2 separate regions of the Mus musculus genome follow, and region 2 is linked to region 1. A link is a contact called in ENCODE Hi-C or POLR2A ChIA-PET data. All regions are on one chromosome and are shown on one strand. The core of a region is the stretch at or near the end of the contact, and the rest is flanking DNA. Distances in the headings are between cores, read along the strand shown. Region 1 holds the start of Snhg6 (small nucleolar RNA host gene 6). Region 2 holds the start of Ppp1r42 (protein phosphatase 1, regulatory subunit 42).

The links. Hi-C counts contacts between places; a loop is a spot of excess contacts on that map. ChIA-PET counts read pairs that join two places held with the same protein, here RNA polymerase II (POLR2A).
Region 2: a map of left cerebral cortex shows a loop between it and region 1 (4-fold over the local background). The contact joins the promoter of Ppp1r42 here to the promoter of Snhg6 in region 1. A Hi-C loop is called at or near these places in 2 of 37 maps with a recorded cell type or tissue (both left cerebral cortex). POLR2A ChIA-PET finds 5 or more read pairs at or near these places in 3 of 5 experiments (Patski and embryonic stem cell).

Annotation. Positions count from the first base shown.
Region 1 is chr1:9,942,607-9,945,508 of GRCm38, reverse strand. It overlaps Snhg6 (small nucleolar RNA host gene 6), which reads left to right and starts at 1,391. Exons shown (of 4, transcript NR_024067.2): 1 at 1,391-1,489; 2 at 2,792-2,899. It also overlaps a transcript of Mcmdc2 not described here.
Region 2 is chr1:10,007,299-10,010,546 of GRCm38, reverse strand. Ppp1r42 (protein phosphatase 1, regulatory subunit 42) reads left to right here and starts at 1,411. Exons shown (of 9, transcript NM_145692.2): 1 at 1,411-1,475. It overlaps LOC115487608 (a small nuclear RNA gene), which reads left to right and starts at 630; the gene lies at 630-733.

The DNA of each region.
Region 1 (2,902 bases), core at 142-2,641:
AGAGTAAAAAGTCAGAGGCTGAGAGAGAAGCCAGCTCTTTGTAGGTGAGGATACCCCTGGGCCAGGGATCCTGAGACGCAAGCTGAGAAGGCATGAGATAAGCCAGTAAGCTTCACCCCTCCATGACCTCTGCATTGGTTTCTGTACTGCTTGAGTTCCTATTTTGACTTCCTTCAGTGATGAATAGTGGCTTAGAATGCTAAATCAAATGAGCCCTTTCCCTCCCCAATTTGCTTTTGGTTGTGGTGTTTCATCATGACCATTAAGTTCAACAATAGTAACTCTAACACATTAGGTGACTACTTTCTTTTTTTTTTAAAGATATATTTATTTATTTTTATGTATGTGAGTACACTTTAGCTTTCTTCAGACACACCAGAAGAGGTCATTGGATCTCATTACAGATGGTTGGGAGCCACCATGTGGTTACAGGGATTTGAACTCAGGACCTCTGGAAAAGCAGTCAGTGCTCTTAACTAGCTGAGCTGTCTCTCCAGCCCGGTGACTACTTCATGACTAAGAAAAATTCTATTACTATTACAAATCAAACTCATTAACAGCTTCTCCTTTTTTTCTTTCTTTCTTTCTTTTTTTTTTTTTCTTTCTTCTTTAGGTTTTTTCGAGACAGGGTTTCTCTGTGTAGCCCTGGCTGACCTGGAACTCACTCTGTAGACCAGGCTGGCCTCGAACTCAGAAATCCGCCTGCCTGGGATTTAAGGGAATAAGTGCTGGGATTAAAGGTGTGCGCCACCACGCCCTGCACGCTCCTTTTTTTCTGACAATCAATTTTTATCTCTCTTTCTGTGAGTGTGTCCGTGTGCTTGCTGCTTCCAGAACACTAACTCTAATGGAGCTGCTGTGGGCTGGGGATGTCTTAGCAGTTAAGAACACTGACTGTTCATCCAGAGGACCCAGGGTTAGATTCCCAGCACTCATATTGTAAGTTGGGTCACATATAACCCCAGTTCCAGGGCATCTGACACTCTCTACTGAACTCTGTCAGTACCAGGTTCTCGGGCGAGGCACACATGGCTAGCGTGCAGGCCAAACACCCATACATATAAAATACATCTTAGAAAAAAAAAATTAAATAGTTTCTAATACCAACGGTTTTTAAACACTGAAGTAGGTGAGGATGTAGAAGACCCAGCAAACATAAGGACCTGGACTGGGAGACTGTCCTATTTTAAGGCATTATTCATTACTTGAAAAATCAATTAAAAAGCTCTAGCGGAAGTATTCGCACTAATTCCCACAACCTGCTCCCTCCGCCCCACTAGAAACACAGAGCCGGAAGAGGAGGGGGTGAAGGCGAGCACGCAGAAGAGGGCTGGCCGGAAGAGGCGGGGCCTACAGGAGCGCCTTAGGGTCGCGCACGCTGGGCCACTTCCTTTCTCGGCAGCGCCGTAGAGCGCGAGCAGACGGTGCAGCATGGCGCACAGCGGAGGCCGCGGGCGGCCGAACCCGGCGTGTCCTTGGGCGTTTCCAGGTGCGAATCCTGCGGTCTGCTTAACCCCGTGTGTGCGGAGAGGGCTTCCTTGTTGGCGGCGTCCGTCTCTAGCCGGGTACGGGGGCCCCATGGCTCCCGGGTTCGGTGTGGCCCTTGGCCCGCTGTGAGCGGCGGGGCGCGTTCCCAATGGTCTCCAAATCTTAACCGAGATTAGTTATAAGGCCTGCTCCTCTGGACGCTTCGAAGTGCGGGCACAAGCGGCCGCTTCTGGCGGCAGCTTTCATCTGGGCCTGCACCCTGGCGGGAGCCCCTTTGTATCCCCAAGAAAAGCCACCATGCGGTCTGTTTCAGGCTTCCTAAGTGAGTAATCCATAGGAAATTTTACAGAGGCGGAAAAGTACTGCTTCTAAGATGTTAAGACCGCCAATTTTAGGCTTTTTTTTTTTTTTGGCTTTTTTTTTTTTTAAAGATTAATAGTTTGATCTGAAGTATTGGCATCACTCTAAAAAGCTTGTATTCATGGATCAACCCTGTAAGTACGATCTAAAGTTGGAGCAAAATTTTCAAACTATTTGAAAGCCACGCAGGGTGGGGATGCTGGCAAAAGAAGGTGGTGGTAAGTTCTGAAGCGTGTGGATACAAAAGAACACTACATTTCAGGCCTGCATGTTATACTTTACTGTTGGTATCTGTAAGCCAAATTGGGTACTCTGGATTTCTGTAAACTCAGCGTTTCAAATATGAAAATGATTAAGGATTTCTCATCGGTTTGCAGGTGATAAGTCATCACCAGTAATCGGTTCAATCATTCATTCTCTGATTTGTGACTCTGGCCATGCCGTTTCCTGTTCTAATGTCCCAGTGATGGTCTGCACAATTGCATATATGCCTCAAGCTTTTCCGTGCAAGCACCAAGACTGAGAAGCCAAGGCTTGGTACTCAGTCCTTTAAGTTAGTACTGGCAGTGAAGGGCGTGAGTAAAATGTTTTTCTGTCTGTGATGGACGGATGATGGGACAGGAACTGAAGCACCACAGGAACCTGGAGTTAGCGGATGCCGAAGCCATGGAGGATGCTATTAGCTTACGCTTTGGTTCTTAGAGAACACAGGGCCTCCAGCCCAGGGGAGGTGGCTGCCCCCTTACCCCAGTCACTGATTATGAAAATGCCTTACAGGCGTGCTTGTCCACAGCCCTATCTTAAGGATGCATTTTTACAATTGTAGCTTCCTACACCAGTGATTAGCTTGTGTCAAGGTGACATAAAAGTAGCCAGTGCACACTCATGCAAGGTATTAAAACATGGAAGTAAAATGAGAGTTCACAAATATTTTAATTTTTAGGTGCAACAAAACCTGCTCATTTGAAGGTGCTTGAACAAATATTTTCTAAACACTTGTCATGGAGAGTGATTGAAACAAGCTGCCAGGACTACATTTGCCAATAACAAGGTA
Region 2 (3,248 bases), core at 162-2,661, 65 kb before region 1:
TACATGAGCCATTCTCCAGTGTAACTGAATTCCCGGCCTGAATCATTATCTTTCCTTTTGTGGCTGATGAATCTATACCTGGCTTCTCTTAGCATTTCTCTTTCCTTCTTCCCTCACCACAACTGGTTTCAACAATGAGTTGGGGGTTTGTTTTGTTTTGTTTTTAAATGGATTTTCAAGTTGAGGTTCAGCCCTGGCTGTTTATAGACTCACAAAGATCCACCTGCCTCTGCCTCCATAGCGCTGAGATTAAAGGTATGCACTATATCCCGAGAGTCCTTTTCACTGTGAATGATGGTTTCTTGTACTAAGTGTTGTCCTTCTTATCTTTCATTCCTGTTATTTATTTTACAAACATTTGTCAAGCAAGTACTGGTATACACCGCATTAGGTATACACAGCATTTGCCTACCCACTGACAATGGTGAGAGAAAAGAATGCTGTCCTCAGTTCTTTTCTTTCTTTCGCTCTTTCTTTCTTTTTCTTTTACAAAGGCAGATCCTTGTTATGCTAAAGAACTTCATATTAGTTGTTGAGGAAAACAGAAACTAACAAAATGCAACAGTAAGGCTTTCTGAAAGTTTACCCTGATCTAAGCTGAGATAAAGAGGGAATAAAACGTAAGAGGGGTGATCACTTCGGCAGCATATGTACTAAAAGTGGAACAATACAGAGATTTGCACGGCCTCTGCACAAATATGACACACAAATTTGTGAAACATTCCATATTTTTGTGACTGGGAGCGTGCGGGGCAGGTGGTGGTGGCGGCGGCGGTGATGGTGAGTGGGATGAATAAACTAAAAACAAACAAACAAACAAAAAACAGATGGCAGTGGCTCGTGCCTTTCATCCTAACAGAGGTAGTGGATTGATGTCAGAGTTCGAGGTCAGCCCAAGTTCCAGGACAGACAGAGCTACACAGAAAAACCCTGTCTCAAAAGACAACAAAAACAAAAACAAAACAAAAGAGGAAAGAAAACGTGCTATTGATACCCCAAAAGCTGGAGAATGGAACAGAGCATATCGGAACCCGAGAATCCTGAATAAGACAGGAAGCGGCAAGCTGCGAGGAGTGCCGTGACTATCAACCCAAGTTTGGGTTTTATCCTAGCAATGAATGTGGAGTTCTGGCTGTACCTACAGGCTATTCCTTTGGGTCTATACAGGGGCAGGTGTGGTTACCGGACACTAAAATAATCAAAGGTGATGGAGAGGGAAACGATAGCCTGCAAATCTTATTCTGCCCAAACTAACTGGTCTTTTTCGGGACCACCAGTGCACAACACCAACTCTCTGGCGTCCCTGTCACAAAGAGCCAGACTCAAGGCGGGCCCTGCGGGCTTCCCTGACGTCACGAGACTTAATCTGCCTGGGCGTTTGGAGCATTTGGTCGCCTGGCAACCGCCGCTGGCTTTGGAGGAGCCTGGCACAAGGACACTGACCAAACCAGTTACAGACCCGACTGGACAGAGCGGTGAGAAGCCCCCCGAAAAGCCTAGCCAGGAATGTTCGTGCACGCAGACTCTTAATACCGGTTAAAGTGCAGGTCCCTGAGCCCTGTCCCTAAACAGCTAGAATAGCAGACACACTTTAGAAGACTAGTTCGGACCAGCAGGCAAGGCTGGAAGCTCTCTAGAAGCCGGAGGGTGGAGGGGGCGAGGGAGCGGGGCCCAGGCTTTGAAAAGTCTGGAGGGCTGAAGCCCCACTTAGAGAATCTGGAAGCCACTGAGCTAAGGCCTAAGAAGAAATGTAGGTAGAAACCAAACTCTGAAACTGTCTGTCCTACCCAGTCTGCAAGGAGCCTAGAGGTGATAATCAGCAGAGGACCCATTCCCAGAGCCTTTCCCTCTGGTTTCTGGGAAGATGAGTCCCAGCAGTTGTATCCAATAGGAGATATTATGGAAAATGACTTCTCTTCTGAGAAAATCAAGGACACTCCTACAAGTGTTGACCTTATTGCTTTTATTATAATGTTCTAAAATGTACACAAGTTCAACTAAGTGCAGTTTAAGCCCTCTGGGGCTTATTATTTCTCTAAAACAATGAAACTACACTACAGTAAAGTTAGAGTTGGTGCTTTCTTGATGAAAAGAATGGTGGTGTTTTGACAAAACAATTTTCATGAACTCCCAAGCAGTTTATTATTTAATATTTTATGTTGTGGGTTATGGTGAGTCTCTCCCTTTCCACATTCAAACCCCTGGGTATTTTTCCTATAGCTTACTGATTACATTCCTTGGCCTTCTCTTGATTTAAAAATATTTTCAGCTTGTCTCTTCTTTTCCAAAAAGTCTCATGTAGCCCAAAATACCCTAATACTCACTTGTAGCCAAAGCTGCCCTTGAACTTCCTTCTTCTACCTCCTAAATTCTGGGGTTATATGAGTGCCACCAGCTCAGCTGCCTCCTTTCTTTACAGAGGCACCAGTTTTTATACAGAATTCATCTGTGGTGAAATAATTAAAAATATACTACTCTCTTGCCGGGCGGTGGTGGCGCACGCCTTTAATCCCAGCACTCGGGAGGCAGAGGCAGGCGGATTTCTGAGTTCGAGGTCAGCCTGGTCTACAAAATGAGTTCCAGGACAGCCAGGGCTATACAAAGAAACCCTGTCTCAAAACAACAACAAAAAAACCACTCTCAAATATGCTGCTCTGGCACATTGACTATTTTAAGTTAAAGACACTTGAAATCACAGCAGGTTGCCTGCCCACTGTTCTGCCTACCTGCCTGTCTGCTGACTGCTTCCCTTGTTAAAAGCCCTTTCCTATTCAAGGAAAACAAAAAACGTTTTCACTGTTAAAAACAAATGAAACAAGAAAATAGCAAAGACAAGTCCAGGGCTGGGAAAAGATCAATGACAATCAATGACAGAATTTATTATCTAATAGGAATATGCATAAGTTCTAAAACTTAAGTATCAAATCACAACCCAGTAGGAATAATGAATAAAATATGGAAAGAGCAATTAGCACATAAAAGGAAGTCTGAAAGGCTGACAAGGGAATGCTTCACTTTCTGCAGGGTGTCAAGAGTGGTACATTAAAACCCAACTTAAAAATATTGGGCTGGAGAAGAGCACTGCCTGCTCAACCCCAGCCACCACAGGGTGGCTCACAACCATCTGTAATGGGATCTGATGCCCTCTTCTGGCGCATAGGCATATATGCGAGCAGAACACTGTATACATAATAAATCTTAAAAAACAAACAAAAAACAACAAGAAAAAGCTGCTGATATCAGAGCTT